4 separate regions of the Homo sapiens genome follow, and regions 1, 3 and 4 are each linked to region 2. Evidence: chromatin loops called from intact Hi-C (ENCODE). Cell type or tissue: sigmoid colon. All regions are shown on one strand. Region 1 overlaps WWOX (WW domain containing oxidoreductase). Region 2 overlaps WWOX (WW domain containing oxidoreductase). Region 3 holds the start of LOC105371354 (a long non-coding RNA gene). Region 4 overlaps LOC105371357 (a long non-coding RNA gene).

Region 1 (5,000 bases), 270 kb after region 2:
AAATGAGGTACTGACCCTGAAGGGCTTTCCAGTCAAAGAGAAAGGAGAGCATGACCCGCCAATGCCGTTGTTTGTAAGCAGGAAGCTGACGCTGCGCCATGGTGTAGGGGAGGAGGACGGTTTCCATTCTGTTTTGAGCATCAGAATAAAACCAAGCACCAGAAGGTGTGGTTCAAAGATGCTTTCCTTTTTCAGTCTCTGGTCAATTTGTTGTTATTTTTCTTCAAGAGAGTTGTTGGGGTTGGGTAGGCGCAGGGGCCACAAGGCCATCTTTATAAGGCTCTGGCATTTGATAGTGAGGTATTTTGGTATTCCAAATAATTGGTGGAAGGATGGAAAGGTTAAATGGAAATTATGTAAGGGCTGCAAAGAGATTCATATATGACTATTTCATGAGTGCTTACTATATACCAGGCGCTGTTACAGCCCGTGTAATGCCACCTGGGAGTTGGGGGGAGTCACCATCGTCCATCCGTCTGTCCATCCATCCATCCATCCTGCCTCCCTCCATCCTTTCTCTTTTTCACAATGTCTCTTGCTCCGCCCCCTCTCTTCCCCTCCTTCCTTCCTATCCAGTGCTTGTAACCTGTCAAGCACATGTTGTAGCCATTGGGGACATCGTGGTAAACAAAGCAAAGTCCTTGCTTGCATTCTGTGACAGATGGAGATAAAATGGGTAATTAACAAATGTAATCCCTCCCACCCACCCCCCACATTATTTATTTATTTATTTATTTATTTATTTATTTATTTATTTATTTATTTATTTTTACCATGTCTGTTACTCCATCAGTCAGGATCCAGTTAGGAGACAGAAACTATATCATAATTTTAACAGGGAAGATTTAATATTAAGAATTATTAGCTACAACAGGGTTTTGGCTACTAAAGGGTAAAGAGAATCAGGCCGAGCACAGTGACTCATGCCTGTCTGTAATCCCAGCACTTTGGAAGGCCAAGGTGGAAGGATCGCCTGAGTCCAGGAGTTCGAGATCAGTGTGGACAACATAGGGAGGTCCTGTCTCTACAAAAAATAAAAAATAAAATAAAAAAATAAAAATAAAAATAAATAAAAAGTAGTTGGGCGTGTGTGGTGGAGCATGTGGGGGTCCCAGCTACTTGGCAGGCTGAAGCAGGAGGATCGCTTGAGCTCAAGAGGTTGAGGCTGCTGTGAGCTATGATCTCACCTCTGTACTACAGCCTGGGTGACAGAGTGAGACCGTGTCTTTAAGTAAAATAAAATAAAAAAGAGTAGGTCGGGCATGGTGGGTCATGCATGTAATCCCAGCACTTTGGGAATACGAGGTGGGCCAATCACTGAGGTCAGGAGTTCGAGACCAGCCTGGCCAACATGGTGAAACCCCGTCTCTACTAAAAATACAAAAGTGAGTCGGGGTTGGTGGTGTGCTCCTGTAGTTCCAGCTACTTGGGAGGCTGAGGCAGGAGAATCACTTGAATCCGGGAGCCAGCGGTTGCAGTGAGCTTAGATTGCACCACTGTACTCCAGCCTGGGCCATAGAGTGAGACTCTGTCTCAAACAAAAAAAAAATTTAACTCTAAAGAATCCAAGAATACAGATTTGGGAGCAGCCAGTACCAATGGGGGATGGGGCAGTACACCCAGGAAAGAGCAAATCTGGGGTCCCCACGGGCCAGGACTGGGATCTGGACTGGGCCATGGCCCATTGGATGGCAGAAAGGTTCTCACTGAAGCCCCCATAAAGGTGGGACTCACTGGGAAACCGCTCTCTGTGGTGCCAGGGAAGGACGTCTGTGGGAGGTGCCTACCAAGGAAGTCTCTGGAAATCAGCCTGCAGGGGTGGAGTGCCGGGAAACTCCCGCCCCCTCCCCCCCTCCCCGAAGTGAACCGCCCACAGGGAGATGCCCCTATGGGAGCTTCGCACCAGAACCCGTCTGCGCCAGTGTCCCTGCAGCGCCCTCTACTGGCGAAGCTGGACATGGCGTCCGCTGGCAAAGGGGAAACTCTTCTTTCCTCCCAAGCCGAGCAATGCTAAATGTGCCTGGTACTGAGACGTCATCTGTGGACGGTTGGCACCGATGCTAATCAGTGCTATGGGAAAATAGGCAGAGCGAGGAGCGTAAGAATTATTATGTGTGCTGTTTGATAGAGACTGTACAAGGAAGACCTCTCTAAAAAGGTGACATTTGGAGCAGAGACATGAAGGAAGGGATTGCTGGAGGCAGAACATTCTAGGCAGAAGGAACCGCACGTGCAAAGGCCCTCAGGTCAGCCGGCATGGCATGCAAGTAAGCCAGCTGCAACACAGCAGGTGTGGATGAAGGGAAGAGAATTAGCATTTGGCCAGAGCACGCATTTTAAGGGATGGAGATCCATTTGGATAGTCTTGAACACAGAACTGACCGGAACTGACTTACTCTTTGAAAAGATCGCTCTGGCTGCTGTGTTGAGTGGATTGGTAAGGGATAGGTGGTGAAGACTGAAACAGGGTATCCAGTTAGGAAGCTATCACAGTGATCCAACCCCCAGCTTCTGTTGAGGTTGAAGAACATGCATGCCCAACCTAAATATATGTTCAAAGGTGGTTATTACTGTTTGAGGTGATGAAAGAGTTTTGGAGATAGAAGTGATGGTTGTTCAACATCATGAGTGTAATTAATGCCACGGAATTGTATCCTTAAAAATGCTTAAAATGCGCTGGGTGCGGTGGCTCACGCCTGTAATCCCAGCACTTTGGGAGGCTGAGATGGGCGGATCACTTGAGGTCAGGAGTTCGAGACCAGCCTGGCCAGCATGGTGAAACCCCGTTTCTACTAGAAATACAAAAATTGGGCGGGCATTGTGGTGGGTGTCTGTAATCCCAGCTATTTGGAAGGCTGAAGCAGGAGAATTGCTTGAGCCTAGGAGGTGGAGGTTGCAGTGAGCCAAGATTGTGCCACTGCACTTCAGCTTGGGCAACAGAGTAAGACTCTGTCTCACAATAAATAAATAAATAAATAAATAAATAAATAAATAAATAAGAGTTGGATCACAGCAAAGGTGAGCTTTAACGAGTTCAGTCTAGCTCTCTCACAAAAAAAAAGTTAAAATGACAAATTTTGTGTTACATACATTGTACTACAATAAAAACCATTTTTTTGAAAAGAATAGTACAAAAATGATACTTCCCTCTCAGTGTATTTTACCAAGGGATTATTAGTGTATATGTGTGTTCTTACTGGAAATGTTAATTGGACCTGTAATTCTTTTTTTAACTTTTATTTTGGGTTCAGGGGTACATGTGCAGGTTTGTTATATAGGTAACTTCATGTCACAAAGGTTTGTTGAACAGATTATTTCATCACCCAGGTAATAAGCCTTGTATCCAATAGTTATTTTTCTGATCCTCTCCTTCCTCTCTCCCTCTACCCTCAGGCAGGCCCCAGTGTCTGTTGTTCTTTCTTTGTGTCCTTGAGTTTTCATCATTTAGCTTCCACTTGTAAGTGAGGCCATGCAGTATTTGATTTTCTCTTCCTGCATTAGTTTGCTGAGGATAATGGCTTCTAGCCCCGTCCGTGTTCTCGCAGAAGACATGATCGCATTCTTTTATATGGCTGCATAGTATTCCATGGTGTATATTCACTACTTTTTTTTTAATCCAATCTGTCATTTGTGGACATTTAGGTTGATTCCAGTAGACGTGTAATTCTTCTTGGAAATGTTAATCTTGATCATTTGGTTAATGTGATGACTTCTGGGTTCTGCAGTGTGAAGTTATTATCTTCCCTTTTGTAGGTAACAAATACTTTGGAAGAGATTAAACAAACAAATAAAAAAGTGGTGATTGTTATTACCAGCATGGCTACTACTAGCTAATTCCAGGCTTCAAGCCACTGGGGCATAGGCATATGTTTAGCTCATTCCACAGGAGGGGAACAGAGGCTCAAAGAACCTAGGTAAGTTGGCTAGGCGCGGTGGCTCACACCTGTAATCTCAGCGCTTTGTGGGGCTTAGGCAGGAGGATTGCTTGAGCTCAGAAGTTTGAGACCAGCCTGGACAACATAGCGTGAACTTGTATCTACTTAAAGTAAAAATCAAAAAAATAATGGGGTGCAGTGGTACATGGCTGTAGTCCCAATTACTCAGGAGGTGGAGGTGGGAGGATTGCTTGGGCCCAGGAGGCTGAGGCTGCAGAAAGCTGTCATCATGCCGCTGTGCTCCAGCCTGGGCATCAAGGTCTGTTTTGCAGACCTTGTCTCCAAAGCAAAACAAACAAACAAAAGAAACAAACAAACAAACAAAAAGAAATTAGGTAACTTGCTCAGTGGCTAGTGAGTGGCTAGATTGTAAGCTTCATGAGGGCAGGGGACTTTGACGATTTTGTCGGTATCCTAAGCCGCTAGAACAGTGCCTAAACATTTGTTGGGCAGTTAATATATATTTGTTCTATTAATAAGTAGAGCCCGAGTTTGTGTTCTCCGATTCCACACCCCATGTTCCTTCTACTACAACTTCTGGCTCTGGCTTCTGGACTGTCAGTCATTAGCACTCCCTATCCCTAAGGTTTCAGGAATGTTCAGCTGTTTCCTAGCTTGGAATGGACCATCCTCTGGTCCCACCCATGGGTAAGTCATTGGCTGCAGAGCGCAGACATTTGGCTCCCCTCGGGACATTCCTCCCTCATTTAAAACAATGAGGCGGGCAGCAGGGTACTTTGTCCCTTGTGTTAGCTGAAGTTGGAGGATGCTGTGTTGATGGGAAAACGCTGTTACTATTCTTAGACTAGTGGGGCTCTCACTTATTCATAGCTCCGCACTCGTGGGTGGAATGAGAAGTTATAATAGAGTGCAGGTGCCTCTCATTGTTTTCCGCTACTCACTGGATAGTGTTTATTAAAAACGAAATCACAGTGGTGTGTCTGGAGTTGAAGTCTGAACAAATAACCCAAAATGAGGAGTCCCTGGAAGGTGGGCAGGAGGCGACAAACAAAGAGAAGCAAAAACAAGTTTGAGCTAATTGGGATCAGGCAGTACTTTGCATGT
Region 2 (5,000 bases):
ACCTGAAGTGATCCACCCACCTCAGCCTCCCAAACTGCTGGAATCTGAGAAGTTACGTGAAACTAGCGATGCCCTGGGCTAATGAAATCAGGCTCCATGGTGGGGAAGGATGTTGCGGTGGGGTTGGGGTGGCAATGAAAGGTGAAAACCACTGTGGTCCCACCTGCCCATCGTCAGATTTCGGTTCCTCTCAGAGTTAACGTAGAAGGTTTCTGGGGGCATGGACCTGAGTCTTATCCCCTTTGCAAAAGTAAGAATTGTATCGTAGCCTGACTCAGGGTTTTAGCCAACTTCTCTGGATGCTAATGCTATTCTCTTCTTTATACTTGTCTTCCTTCCCAGGCACACATCCACTGGAGCTTTGCAGGGCCTATCTGCCCTTAGCCCTCCAATATCCTTTTCATTTTCTTTAATAGTTTTATTGATATATAATGTGCCTACCATATAATTCATCTGCTTAAGGTGTACAATTCAATGGCTTTTAGTGTATTCAGAGTTTGCATCCACCATCACAATCAGTTTTAGAACATTTTCATTAACCCAAGAAAATGACCCCTTAGTCATCACCCCAAATACCTCCTCTCTCCAGTTCCTGGCAACCACTAACCAATCTACTTGCTGTTTCTATGGATTTACCTATTCTGCGTACCTCATATAAATAGAGTGATATGTTAGTCGTCTCTTGTGTCTGGTTTCTTCCTCTTAGCATCATGTTTTGAAAGTTTATCCCTGCGACAGCATCTACCAGTTCATCATTTCTTTTTGTGGCTAAGTAATACGCCATTGTATGGATATACCACATTTTGTGTATCCATTCATTAGTTCATGGATTTTGTGTCTATTATGAATAATGCTGCCATGAGCATCTGTGTTGTCCACAAGTTTCAGCATGGACTTCTGTTTTCATTCCAATATCCTTTGATGACATGTCTTGGCAGTGATGTCTATGACACTGGGCAAGTGTCTTAAAATGTTGTGCATCAGAAAAAAGTCATCATTGCCAAGGCCAGCAGATCTCGAAAAGGGGGCTGGGATACGTTGGTGATTTTTTTCATGCTCTACTTACAGTATGACTCGTAACTGTTAATGGCTGAGCTCCTCCTTAGGTGAAGAAGGAAGGCAATGGCGTTTTCTATTCTGGGCCTCCCTGCTTCCAGCGATAGCAAGGAGCGAAATGAGATGCTGTCTAAGAAAGGAAGGTGCTGCGATCTTTGATTACTACACAGCCTCGGCAGTGTTTGTATGATTAATGAGTCCATGTTTCAGACGTTCCCATTTAATGTATTTGAGCCTTCTAACAACATTGCCTTTCATATGTTGCTGACTGTTTTTGAGATTTATGAGGCCTAACTCGCAAGCGATGTGTGTCTGGATTAAGAGAACCTGAGAATCTCTATTTATGTCTGACCCCAGGAAATTCCCTTTAAGCTGCTTATCAGAGGTGCATGCTGAGAGCATGATGGGAAGATGGAGTCTTCCATCCGCTGGTAAAATCTGGAATCTGCTCTCATTTCATTTTCACTGAACTGAAAATAAGGTAACAGACCCTCAGGTCTACCTATAAGTACCTTCCAACTGTTCCACTTTTGTAAATTTAGTTCAGATAATACATATGCTGAAATTCCTATATCCCCCCCATACTCCAGATCTTCAGTGTGGAATTTAAATATAATTCCTTATTGTAAAAAAAAAAAATTTTTTTTTGATCAAGGTGATTTTGATAAACTAAATGCATCTTTAATTTTACTCACAGCAAAGCGATTCTTTATTTTCTCTCTAAAAGCATAATTGATGTGCCATGATCTTTGTCTTTGCATTTTTAAAACTGAAAGAACATTTCCACACCATTAGAAATAAGATTTCTTCTTAAAAATATTCACAAGGTGCAAACACTTACATGTGTATATGCATGATTTCACCACCAGGGGGCATTGTGGTTTGACTGTCCAGTTAAAGAGCCTGTGTTCTATCAGTTTACCCAGAAACTAGAAGGCCTGCGAGTATTTCTGATTCCTTCCAAGAAGGATTCATATCTGGAAGAGAACAGATGTCGACTCTTTTTCCTCTCTAGCAAACAGTAGTGTTGTCAAATTTGCTAAACTTAGCCAGTTGAAGATTAACATGCAATATATAATATGCATGCGACTAAGTGTACAATAAATAGTAAATCACATTTTTATGCTTTCTCTGAACTTGGAAGCTGCAAGTTATGTTTTTTTTATTCCCTGGGTGTGATGAAATAAATAACATTCAAATACATCTTAAAGATGTCAGTCAGGGGGAAAAAAGTGCTTGGCAACTGTGTTTGATAGATTTCTTTTATGATTAATTCTCCTATTAAGTTTTAATGACTTCAAAGATACAAAGCTAGAAACTACAAAACTAGGCATGGTTAATAAATAACTGAAATACCAGGTGTATAGAAATGCATCTGTGGAAAAATGAAATCATGTATTCTCTAGGATATATTAGGAAATGGCTCTTTGGCAAGTCTAGAGGGTAAAGTATCCCTGAAGGGGGAAAAGGTTTAAAAACAGTAAACTAAAGAAGATTGTTTTTCTGAAAGAAATTCCCAGGAGAAAGGTACTTTCTGAGATTCACATATGTAGATTACATTGTTATGAACCAACATTTATAAGCAAGCTTGATCTCTCAGAATGCGTTTGTCTATCTCAGATTTTCAAGAATCCTCATACAAATTGTCCAGGGTTTCCACCTCGCAGTTTTCTTCCAGGGTTGCTATGGCATGGAAAGTACATTGCTATTTTGTTATGTAAATGCTCAACAGACTGGCTCATTCCAGAAGTGGGCGTCGTGATGCCAGTGTCTTCGTAATACTATCTTTCTTTCCCCTTTAGCACCCAGAACTTATGAAATATGACTCGGTTTATCCTGAACACATCTCTGTGCATCGGGGAGGATGGGAGAATTAATTCCAGTTTCTCAATTGCAAAAGTGAGGCTGGTCATGGGGCTTGGAACCACGCCACGGACGCATGAAGCCTCCCCGTTTACATGCCAAATCCAGAGCTTATGCATCCGTGCTCAGGGCTCTCTGTGGTAGGCAACAGCTGGATTATTTACTTTCTAGAATATCTCGAGTTCTTAATCTGAGCAGTTTCGAAACCAAACCCACATTAATTAATATAAATAATGACTGGGAAACGTTGCAGGACTCCCCGGAAAAGAATGTATAAATTGATGTGTTTTTGTATATGCTTATGTATATGCCTTTGTGCACGAAAGGAGATAAATGGTGTATTTCACACAGTTCCTTCTCCTCCTCTAAGGGATATTATTGTTCCTGAATTTTTCTGAGCCGCCGAAGCACAATAGGGTTTAGAGCGTTCACACCAGGCAGCCCCCACTCTTCAGAACTTCAAATCTAAAGATCTTTTAAATACACAGAACTTACTTTTGAAAGCTGTGGCCCATCCCAAATGAATTCTAATCGTCAGCCTCTAGAATGCCTGGAGTGAGAAAACAGAATATTGTTCTTTTCTGTTTATATTATTTCATACTGAGTTAATACACTTGCCAAGACTCCGAGGCAGCTTCTGGCTTGACAATGCCTTCTTTAACTAGCCTAGTTTCTAGAATAAAGTTCGGGTCCACCAGGCCCTCTGAGTGGGGCTCAGGACACTCTGAGATGGAAGAGACTGGAGAAAGCCAATCTGTTTCTCCCTGAAAATCATCTTACTTTTTTAACGCTTCGTACCTAGATTTGGCCTGGGCAGCCCAGGGAGACTGTTCAAGCACTGGATACCTAGACTCTGCTGGGCTCTAGAGAAGTGCTGGGCTACAGCGCCCAGTGCCCTACCTCTTGGGGCCAGCCAGCCTCACCAAAAAATCACGCTTCTGGCTTGCTCCAAACTCAGGAAGTTGCTGGGAAGTCTGGCTAGCAACACCCTCATTCCCAGTCCTGGCCATGCCTCTCTGCTCTCCCTAGCACAGGGAGCATGCAGGCTTAAGGCTGGAAGAAACCCCAAGCATTTGGCCAGGAAGAGGCAACTAGTTCCAGCTGGCCCACATACTACACTTTAAAAATTACCCAGATGATCTGATTCTGTAGAGAGAGTGGGTGGAGAGGACTCCAGGGCCATGGAGGAAGATTCGGCCTTTCTCTCCCTAATCATGAGCAATGTGATTTGGAGAGAGAAGGACCCGGTTGGCTCTGCAAACCGCATTTCCTTGGCTGAACGCCAGAGGAGAGAAATGATCCGGCAAGAAGACACACCATTCCCCGTCAGCCCCTTCCCGACCCTTGCACCCCTGGATCTTCTGCTGAGTATCGGATTGGTCTGCGTCCAAGAGCTCCTCGCTTGGCCAGCAGGGGCTGCCTGGAGAAGGGGAGGACAGGCTTCGAGTTTTTTGGGTAGTGACTTCTGTGGACGTGAAAAGACTGCACCAGAAATCGGAGGCAGCCCTCCAAACATAACTTGGCCTCTTCGTTCTCCCTGTGGACACACAGGCTGTGTTCTCCTGGCCAAGAGTCCAAGCGTGTTTTTGGCGCGTGCTGACACTCTATATCGCTTTTGCTTCGGAAACGAATCTGGTCAGTGACTTAGCCACTCTATAAAAATGAAGAGCAGAGCTCGAGTGCTTATAACACGTCATTTTTACCCAAGACAGAGAAGAAAAACGAAAGAGAGCCTGAGCATTCCTTTGACTCCCTCCACCCCCGGAAGGTATATTCAGAGTCTCCAAGACTGCCTCCGCCCACTCACATGTTTATGGCCCGGTGAGACCGCATCCTCCCTTTCTATATCTGTCCCTTTTCTGGATGCAGGGACACAGAATCCCCTAAGTGGGAAGAGCTTTGGAGTGGAGGCTGTTCAAAGTTCTGTGGTGATTAATTATTACCTACCCAAGGTCTGGTCATTGCTATACTTGAGTTCTTTTCAGGCTCAAGATCTCTACCTTTTTGTGTGTTTTTTTTTTTTTTTTTTTTTTTTTTTTTTTTTGTACAGAGTCTTGCTCTGTTGTCCAGGCTGTAGTGCA
Region 3 (5,000 bases), 100 kb after region 2:
ATGTTGGGGCACTCATGGTTAAATTGAACCTTTCCCCTGGTTAAGTGGAGTGTGTGTGTGTGTTGTTCTTTTTTTCCAGCACCATATTTGGCCCTATAATTAATATGCAAGTTCAAATACCTCTTGCATGGAGCAAGAAGCTGAAACATGCGCATTTGTAATAGACTCAGCATCTGAATTGAATGGGCAGCTTTGGCTGGAGTAGTACTGCAGCTTCTCGAATGCCTATTGTCAAAATATATACTAGTTAGGAGACACATTCTGCTACGAGGGATGCCCTCCCAAATTAAAGACACTGTTCAGTTTACGCTTAACATTTATGGCTATCAAACTACTAGTCCACAACCAATCATCATGGTTTCGTTAACACAGTCAAAATTTACCACTGGGCTATTATTAAAACTTAATATAATTAATGTAAAAACACATACTTCTTTTCAACAAAAACTGGCTCTCTTTGTAGTCTCTTTTTTAATTTGGTGCAATCACTTAAAAAGTTTAGCACATTTAAAATTTTACATCATTTTAAAATTGTTTCTCTTTTATAAGAAGGATGCTATTTACTATTAATGTAGAAGTACAAAGGAAACGGTTACTTTGGATTTATTCTTTTGGAAAATTAGAATGTGGGCTACATGCTTTTCAGAAGTTGATGACCAAGAGAAGAAAGAAAGAAAAAAAAAAGGGTGCTTGATGCCCTGCTCCTGCTATGTCCGGGAATTTCTTGTACCCTTCATATGAGCCCCTCTGAACAAAAGCAAATCCTGTTGACCTGTCAGCTTAAAAAGACAAGAAATATGCCACATTCCGCAGGAATAAGGAGAAAAGAATGGTGCGAAAATCAGTGACACGAAGTTGAATATGTGAACACATCCAGACAAATGTGAAGCCAGCCCGATTAGGACGACTGAAAGGGCATTTCCCCAGAATTGCAGTTTTTTTTTTTTTTTTTTTTTTTTAAATAGGGGACGCTATTGTCATTCAGAAAGCCACAGGCTGTTCTGAAAACAGGCAAAAATCAATAGCCCACTTGTTGAGGATAAGTGAATTAGCCTGTGTTGAATGTAACTGAGTACCTGAACACTTGAGTGGGCAGGGATTGTTGGGGAGAAAAGACAATTGTCTTTTATGTCCACAGCGGTTCACATCGCTGATTAATTATGTCCAATGATCATTTTTGTGCAGGACTAATGGGCAGACTCTGTTTTTGTTTTTGTCTGTCTGCCCACAACCTGGTGAACTGAATAGAGTTCCCCACTTCTCAGAACAATGCAAATGGTGGCCAAGGGGCTGTGGAAGAGTTGCCAGAAATGGAATGATTCAGATTGGATGAAAAGTTGATTTTATTAATTAGTTAAAATACAAAATGAGAAAACAGAAAACACAATAAATACACAGTTAATAAAATACTTCATATTTTATTATAAAAACATTAATTACTTTAATAAAGCGGTTTATATTTTCAAATACAATATTTAATAAACTATATTAAAAATATATACAAAATAGTTGTAAGAATCGGGGCTCCTGTGAGTACGTAAATGAAATACGCTTACATCATTTACTTCTCTTCCCTTTTGTTTGTGAGTCCAGAGACGATGGAAGAGTTTGGAAAGTTGTCAGCTTATCTTTGCATATATTTGTCCAATGATAATTAAGCACAAATTGTTTCAAAAATCTTTCAAAAATTGTTATAAAGATTTTTATTGGTGCTAAGGGCTGTAATTTAGCAAAGTCTTACACCTGAAACCAACCAAAGGGTCTTAGAGTGTGAACTGTTGTCTTAGACCCGGAGAAGTCTCCAAAGAATGACCATCCGAGGCATTCAGCTGGCGTAAGAGGAGTGACTCATTTGTTCTTCTTTTTTTTTTTTTTGGCTGTCTACAGAGAAGGAGGATATAGGGGCCCTTAAGAGAAAAACTGGAGTAGGGTGTGTGTGTGTTTGTTTTGGTCAAGGGCAGAGTGTGCTGTGTCAGGGTGTTTCATTGCATTTTCATATTTGTCATTTCTCTTTGGAGCGTGTCTTTTGGTGCCACGGAAAAGGGCTGGATTTTCTATCGGGTACAATAGGTACCTGCAGGGCTTAGGGTACAAGAGCTTGTCGGGGACCTGCACACATGTTTGAGACCTGTAAAAATATTGCTGGCTCTGAATTATGGAAAGAAAATCGCAAAGTTAAAATCTATCAAAGTATAATTAAATACCTACAAAACATAATATTATGTCACTAGTCAACCGCAACACAAATCTTATATCATTAGATTTCAGTGATATTGAATGTGGGAGATGGAACCATTTTAGTGCATTTGATATGATGTGATGTGGCTTTCTCCAAGCCTGAGAGTGCCTGAAACCCAGAGAGGTCGTACGTTGACCATGCCACGGGGCCCTTCCTGGTAAATCTAAGCAGAAATACACCATGCATGAGACAGAACAAAGAAAAGAACTGTGAAAATACACTCAGGACCAGGATGCTGATACAGTCATGAGGTTCAGCTTAAAAGGCCAGTTTCTCTACTGCAGAATAATGAGGTCTATCCTGTTTTGCTTTCTTTCAAAGCCCTTACCATTTATGAAACCAGATTGCAAGTCTGTTTGAATCCCCCAAATGCCTGTGCTACATAACTGTCTCCTTACTCTGTGCTCTTGCCCCAGGCAGAGTGGAAGTTGCCTTATAAAGCTGCGACTTGGCCACAGTGTTTTCCCTTTCAGCAGGGAAACCGGAGTTCTCCCTGCTGTTGGGAGGTTCAAGAGCCACTCTGTGCAGAAATGCCCAGAAAGAGTTAAGTGAGGTAAGTTCGTCAGACTTCTGCAGACCCATACTGTGGAAGGGTCAAGTGCAGGGTCACCAACCCGTTCCATCTTCCTGTCAGTTGGCGTCCACCCTTGGTTTCAAAGGGAACAGGCATTACTGACATGACGGGACCTTTACAGTTCCCAGCTGCTCATTTGGAGTACTGCGGACCCAGGACAACTAAAGCCGGGGTCGCCTGCCCTCCAGGGGTTCCTGGGTTGAAGTATCTGTTCCCTCCCTTTATTTTTTCTAGCCTTTATAGAAATGACAAAGGGTCAGGTGGTCTTAAATTCCAAATCTGGGCACATGAATGGTCTGACCTCGGAAACTTCCTATATGCTCGAAACGATTTAACTAGCAGCAATAAAATCTCTACTCTTTTTATGACAAATAATCTAGCATGTCTGGGGAGCATATTTGATTCTTCATATTTGGGACCCTTTTTTAAAGGCTGAGTTTTATTAAAATGATAGAAAAATTAGTTATTAAACAGTATGTCAAATACCTTTCTGTCCCACCAGATTTATTTTTAAAGACAAACATTACAGAGGGGCAGGGGAAGGTTATATTTGAAATCTTTCTATCCTTTCTCTAAAATATATTTGGTGAAAACTAGGAAGTGTTGATAGATATCATTGTTTCCTGACAGGTTTTTGGTGTTTGCATCTTGAAAGTAAAACTGCCAAGTTATTTTTTTGTTCTGGTTTTTGTTTTTTAAGCTTTTCTTTGATAACCTCATTTTCAAGGGGAGGCTTAGCACTGATGTATTTTATTTTCTTGCTCAGAGAGGAAACACTGAAATAGCTATATGCTTCCCCACCAGGAGAGTGGAAGAATCTTGCTTTTAAAGCGATAGTCCTATTTTCTAAGTAAAAGTCCAGGCATGTGACTTAAAAAAGAAAAAAAAAAATGTTTTCTGGTCAAGTCACATGCCTCTGAGGTTTTTTTTTTTCTTTCTTTCTTTTCTTTTTTTTTCTTTTTCCCAGACTCCTCATACCCCTCCTAGGAGACAGTGATTCCCTGGCTTCACCAGGCAGGCTCTTGGGGGCTTCCTGGTCCCTGTCACTCTTAAAATGCAGCCTGTCTTTGGACATCTACTCCAAGTTTGCATTCTGCCTTGCCTTGTCAGTCTGGGCTATCAAAAATATAGTTTCGTTTGGAAAACAAAGGGGTGAGGTGGGTCCAAAGTACAGGAAGCTATACCATGCAAATGAAAATATTTTTTCCAAAGCTATCTGCTAATCCCTGTGATTTAAAAATGTGCGTGTTTTTAGTTTCTGTCTAATTTCAACCTTTTCTTGCTTTAGTGATTAATTACCAGGTTTCTCTATTAAGAGCTTGTGCGTGTGTAGGGGGTAGCATAGAATAAACAGGCTCAGAGCCCCCACCCCCACCCCCCTTTAAGTAACAGTGACGCAAACGACCTTTATTTAGCAGAAGGTAGCTCTGCGAATCCGCTGAATGTCCGATTGCGATCTCGCTGGAAAGACTGCTGCTTCAGCAAGGTTTCTTTGCTGGTCTGTGGCAAGGTCCCTGCTTCATTTTCAAGGTGTCCTCACTTGGTGCCTTTGAAGGGTTTTTAATGGATTCGCTTGATATACCTTCCAAATGGAGTACTTTGTGCGTTAATTCAGTTTGTGATAAAGATCCCTTTTACCCTCCTTTTCATAATTCTTCCCAGAGATATGAAGTACACTAGAAGGTTAGATGTGGCATTTAATTTTTCCACAAAACCTATCCATAGAGGGGGAAAAAAAGATTCAATTTCATTACTATTCATGTGTAAGAATATTGAAGGTGGTATACTAAAGGAGATAACTATTTCTTCTTCTATCAAAGGAAGAACAAATCTGTCTTTGAACGAGGAGCTCAATTCTTATTTAAAAGATAAAAGGTCACCTACAATACTCATTCCTTTAAAGCTATAGTGTTGGGGTGGGAAGGAAGCTGTCTTACCTGGACATATTAATTTTAAATTTTGCTTGAAAAAATTGCTCAGTGCATTTATTGACTAGTCTCTCTGTGTGAGTTCTGAAAGTCTGTTTATATCTGTTGCCCCTTCTCCTAAAGTGAACCCAGATATGTGGGTATGGGGTGCTAGTTTTTATATTAGGTCTGAGATGTGGAAAACAGAAATCTAACTTAGGGATGTATCATAATCAAACCGTCGGGGCTAATGGCATGGCTCTGATATTATAAAATCTGG
Region 4 (5,000 bases), 1.6 Mb after region 2:
ACGACCTGCTCCCCATATACACATGGCAATGAAAGACCGTCTTCTGATAAGCAGAGCAATTAACAGCCTGGTTATCAGTGGCTATCAGTTCCCCTCTTTCCTATCAACACTGTAAAAAAAAAAATCTAAGTTTTCAAAAGTCAGCAGCCCCTCTTCCTGAGTGGAGGACAGTCATTGTAATGAGTGATTGAGTTTGGCATCCTCTCTTGTCAGCGAGATTTTTTTTTCCTAGAAGTATGTGAAGAAAAACATCTAGAAAATGCTTTTGTTTGTGGGTTTGGACTGGAGAATGGCTCTTATCTGTTTAGGCAGAGAGAGCCTTGGGTGTTGCTTCTGCCTAGGAAAAGCATCCCTACAATGATAAAAGCCAAGGAATTAATAGTAAACAGACAACATTCCCCAAAACACCGGTGTGTATACATGTGAGATAGACACAATGTTATAAATTGAGATACTTAAGCAGACCATCCTTTATATCCAGTGATCAATCTATTTCATCCATTCATCTAACCACCCATCCATCCATTTTTCCATCCATTCATCTATCCAGCTGTCTATCCATTTGTCCATTTATCTATCAATCCATTTCATCCATACTTCCACCCATCCATCCATTCATTCATCAGTCCATCCATTCATTTCTCCATCCATTCATCTATCCATCTGTCTTTCCATCCCCGGCCTCCTCATCCATTCATCCACCCGTTCATTAACCTATCCTTCCATTTTATTCATCCTTCCATCCATACATTTATCCATCCATCATTCCATCCATCCATTCACCTATTCATCCATCCACCCATCCATCCACAGATATTTATTTAGTACTCTAACATTTTAGTCTCTCTACTACTAGTTTGGGAGTCCATAGTGAACCAGGTAGACACATTTTCTGCCACATCAAGTTGTCAGTCATAGAGGGAAATATAAATAATTAAACAATGTACAGTACAATGTAATTAAGTATTGAGATGGGAGTTCAAGGTGCAGGCAGAGAACATCCAACAGTTACATAGCTCTGGTTTAGAGTCATCAGTTGCAGTCTCTCTGAGGAAACTCTTCCTGGGAAGAAGGAACCAACCCTGTAAGATAATTAGATCTAGCTAGTCAGGTGCAGGGAAGCTGGAAGAAAAGAAGGGCTTTAACATTAATTGAATATCTATTTCATGCCAGATAACAGGTTTGTCACATTACAGATAGTTCTTCAATTCATTTTCACAGCAACTAGAGAAAACAGAGGCTCTGCACAGTAAAGTTGCTTTCCCAAGTGCTCAGAACAAGAGACATACTTTATAAATGACCCAGGTTTTCTCTTGTTCCAATGTCTTTACTCTTTGTCTTGTTCCATGAATTCCCCTCCACCACACCTCCCTTGGATTATGAGTGAGTTGAAAAATTCAGGGAGGTTTTTGACACATTCTCCAACCAAGAAAGATAAAGTATGTGGGCTCTGGATTCAAACAGGCCTAGATTTCAATTCCTTTTTGACATCTACTAGGAGCATGACTTTAGGCAAGTTATTTAACCTCTCTAAGCCTCTATGTTCTCATCTGTAAAATGGGGATAGTAATAGTTTGTACTTCAGTGCTTTATAAAAAAAATAAGAAGTGCAAAGTTAGTAGAGTATCTGGTCCTATAATAGTTCAATGCATGTTTTTATATTATTCTTTTCATTATCTCCGCAGAAATAGGCTTGTTTTATAGAAGAAAACATGATGAGATACGACACAGAGGAGAAAATCTTCAATGCTTTAAATAAAGAGGCCTTTGTTCCTTCTTGTCCATCAACTAGAGAGAAGCGTTGAACCCCATGGTATACCCCAACCTCACAACAACCTTAACAAATAGGTCTCAGTATATTTTTCCAGCCTCGACTATCACTTAATCCAGACATCTGAGACTCTAGGGCAGCCTCCTGGAGTAGCTCTGAGTTTTAAGCCTCTTCCAGCCCTTTTGAGAGGTCAAAACCAAGGAGGTATTGCGTGAGAACTCCCCATCCTCCAGAACTACCCAGTCTGAGGGTAGAAGTTCGTGAGCTGCTGAATGTCACCCCTGTCCTGCCATTACCGAGTGCACCGTCACCTTGGAATGCGCTTGGGGTGAGGGCAGATGGTGATGGAGGCTACTTCACATAGACCTGGCAGGAGACCCTAAAGGGCTGGTCCCTCCCTTCAGGGCCCTACAGAGGCCTTCCCTGAGTCTTTCCCCACTCTGGGCCTCTTTTCCTGCTATTTTCACCCATTTAAATGTGCTTGTCAGATTCCTGCCAACACACTTGGTTTTGTAATGTTGTGTAATACCTCGAGCCACCTTAATGAAATATTCACACTCCCTTCTCTGTTGGAGCATTCACCCAGGTTCCCAGAAAATTCTCTCTCTCTTGTTTTCAAAGATATACCCCCAAGAAGGAAGACCCTGAGTGAGGCCCATGACCCCCAGTAGAGGCAGGCTCAATGGCTGGGGCAAACTGCTCCATAGAATGGGGTTTGGGGAGCCTCCTGTCTCAGGCTCCTCCTGGAAGAACTGAGAACCCTAAATAGAATGGCTAGGAGCAGGAATATTTGAGTTGGGACCTCCTGGGATAAGACCCCCACCCCGGGAAATAGAGAAACCTTTCTCCTCAAGATTAGCGTCCTAGCTAATTCTGCCTTTAAAAAGCAGCCCTGCGGACCCAAAGCATCTTGACACTGAGCAAAGACTGCCACCTGTTGAATACTCAGGATAGTGTGCTCCTTCCAAGGCCTCCAGGCTCCAGGGTATATGCTGCAGGCACAGCCTGTCCTCTACCCATCCAAGCTCAGAAGTGGGAAAAGCCACCCAGTGCTGATTGCGTAGACCTTCTGGCATTCATCTGTAAAATAAGGCGGTTGCCCTGAGTGACCTCCCACAGCTCAGGGAAGGTGAGTTGACTTGCCTTGGTCACAAAGTAAGTCAGGAGCTCCTGACCTCTTTCTGATGCCGCCAGAAGCACTTCCTACCCTACCACTCTCTTTAGATTCTGTTTGAATTTATTTTATGAAGGTATTTTTAAAGACATAAATAAAAGAGCCCAAATTGGCAAAAATACAGGTTGGCAAAACATCAAAGTGAATATACAGGTGGAAACAGCACTCACATTAAAACCCAGAATGCATCTGGTCCCTAAAGGAGCATCCTTCTTTCACTCTTACAGTTACCCTCTGCTCCAAGGGTAATGAGTATCTTGATTTCTAGCTCCATAGGTTAGTTTTGCCTGTTTTTGAACTGAATACAAATTGATTCATACATGTGATGTCACTTTTCTCACTCATTGTTTCATTTGTGTGATTTAGTCTTTCCCTCTGTGTCATAAGAAACCATATTTTTTTTAAGGTGGGATGCGGAATTATACCTGAAAACTGGAAAGACTTTGGAAATTATTGAATGCAGCCTTATTGTTCTTTAGTGAGAGAGGGAGGCTCAGAGGAGGAAGGGATCCGTCAAAGGAGACATAGCATGTTCAGAGGTTTCTCTATTAGATGACAAGACTCCCATACAGATGGCCAAGGGGAACACAGAACTTGGCACTCAGGCCAGCACTAAGGACACTGGTCCCACTTAACATGTCATCAAGCCTTAGGAACACTTTAACAGGTTCTAGTCTAAGACCATAAGTATTGTCATCCTCATTACCAAATGTGGCATTTTGCCCACTGTACTCATTCAACAAACACTCAAATATTTGATGAGTGAATAAATGGATCTCAGTACCTCACTGCCTTCATTCCGGAAATGGATACCTTATTGTGGGTCCTGACTCTCTCACCAGTTATGATGAGGATAGATGCAGTGATACCTGGTTAAGAGACTGATGTTGGTTACAAACGAAAAACTCTTGCAATGGACAGTGTCCATTGGTTGTACTCATGGGCTCTGAAGCTAGACTGACCCAGATTCCATTACTACATCTAGGATTTATGTGTTTGTTAATCTTAGATGATCTTTCTTTCTTTCTTTTTTTTTTTTTTTTATACTTTAAGTTTTAGGGTACATGTGCACATTGTGCAGGTTAGTTACATATGTATACATGTGCCATGCTGGTGCACTGCACCCACTAACTCGTCATCTAGCATTAGGTATATCTCCCAGTGCTATCCCTCCCCCCTCCCCCCACCCCACCACAGTCCCCAGAGTGTGATATTCCCCTTCCTGTGTCCATGTGATCTCATTGTTCAATTCCCACCTATGAGTGAGAATATGCGGTGTTTGGTTTTTTGTTCTTGTGATCGTTTACTGAGAATGATGATTTCCAATCTCATCCATGTCCCTACAAAGGACATGAACTCTCCATTTTTTATGGCTGCATAGCATTCCATGGTGTATATGTGCCACATTTTCTTAATCCAGTCTATCATTGTTGGACATTTGGGTTGGTTCCAAGTCTTTGCTATTGTGAATAATGCCACAATAAACATACGTGTGCATGTGTCTTTATAGCAGCATGATTTATAGTCCTTTGGGTATATACCCAGTAATGGGATGGCTGGTTCAAATGGTATTTCTAGTTCTAGATCCCTGAGGAATCGCCACACTGACTTCCACAATGGTTGAACTAGTTTACAGTCCCACCAACAGTGTAAAAGTGTTCCTGTTTCTCCACATCCTCTCCAGCACCTGTTGTTTCCTGACTTTTTAATGATTGCCATTCTAACTGGTGTGAGGTGGTATCTCATTGTGGTTTTGATTTGCATTTCTCTGATGGCCAGTGATGATGAGCATTTTTTCATGTGTTTTTTGGCTGTGTAAATGTCTTCTTTTGAGAAGTGTCTGTTCATGTCCTTTGCCCACTTTTTGATGGGGTTGTTTGTTTTTTTCTTGTAAATTTGTTTGAGTTCATTGTAGATTCTGGATATTAGCCCTTTGTCAGATGAGTAGGTTGTGAAAATTTTCTCCCATTTTGTAGGTTGCCTGTTCACTCTGATGGTAGTTTCTTTTGCTGTGCAGAAGCTCTTTAGTTTAATTAGATCCCATTTGTCAATTTT

The links. A loop is a pair of places that touch in the nucleus more often than their neighbours do. Peaks named below come from ENCODE experiments on the same cell type or tissue, not always from the same donor. Only the 100,000 strongest peaks of a DNase experiment are listed, where the experiment ranks them.
Region 1: it touches region 2 in a loop (5-fold over the local background); 76 of 110 quality-filtered maps call a loop at or near these places.
Region 3: a loop joins it to region 2, with 2.1 times the contacts of the local background. A loop is called at or near these places in 7 of 110 quality-filtered maps.
Region 4: a loop joins it to region 2, with 5 times the contacts of the local background. A loop is called at or near these places in 17 of 110 quality-filtered maps.

The regions. Positions count from the first base shown.
Region 1 is chr16:78,768,816-78,773,815 of GRCh38, forward strand. The region is part of intron 8 of WWOX (WW domain containing oxidoreductase); the gene reads left to right. Among named protein-coding and RNA genes, the nearest start is that of WWOX-AS2, 270 kb to the left of the region's middle. In sigmoid colon, CTCF peaks have their summits at 1,947 (motif pointing left) and 2,148; a DNase peak (open chromatin) is centred at 1,926.
Region 2 is chr16:78,501,766-78,506,765 of GRCh38, forward strand. The region is part of intron 8 of WWOX (WW domain containing oxidoreductase); the gene reads left to right. Among named protein-coding and RNA genes, the nearest start is that of WWOX-AS2, 4.2 kb to the left of the region's middle. In sigmoid colon, CTCF peaks have their summits at 1,926 (motif pointing right) and 4,332 (motif pointing right); DNase peaks (open chromatin) are centred at 1,946, 2,996, 3,956 and 4,416; H3K4me3 peaks cover 1,037 bases; H3K27ac peaks cover 861 bases.
Region 3 is chr16:78,605,784-78,610,783 of GRCh38, forward strand. All of the region lies in intron 8 of WWOX (WW domain containing oxidoreductase), which reads left to right. It overlaps LOC105371354 (a long non-coding RNA gene), which reads left to right and starts at 2,694. Exons shown (of 2, transcript XR_001752380.2): 1 at 2,694-2,792. In sigmoid colon, no CTCF peak of the experiment used is centred here; a DNase peak (open chromatin) is centred at 2,708; H3K4me3 peaks cover 1,964 bases.
Region 4 is chr16:80,082,091-80,087,090 of GRCh38, forward strand. The region is part of intron 2 of LOC105371357 (a long non-coding RNA gene); the gene reads left to right. The region is part of intron 3 of LOC105371358 (a long non-coding RNA gene); the gene reads right to left. Among named protein-coding and RNA genes, the nearest start is that of LINC01228, 260 kb to the left of the region's middle. RefSeq lists a silencer at 2,641-2,710. In sigmoid colon, a CTCF peak has its summit at 2,701 (motif pointing left); a DNase peak (open chromatin) is centred at 2,701.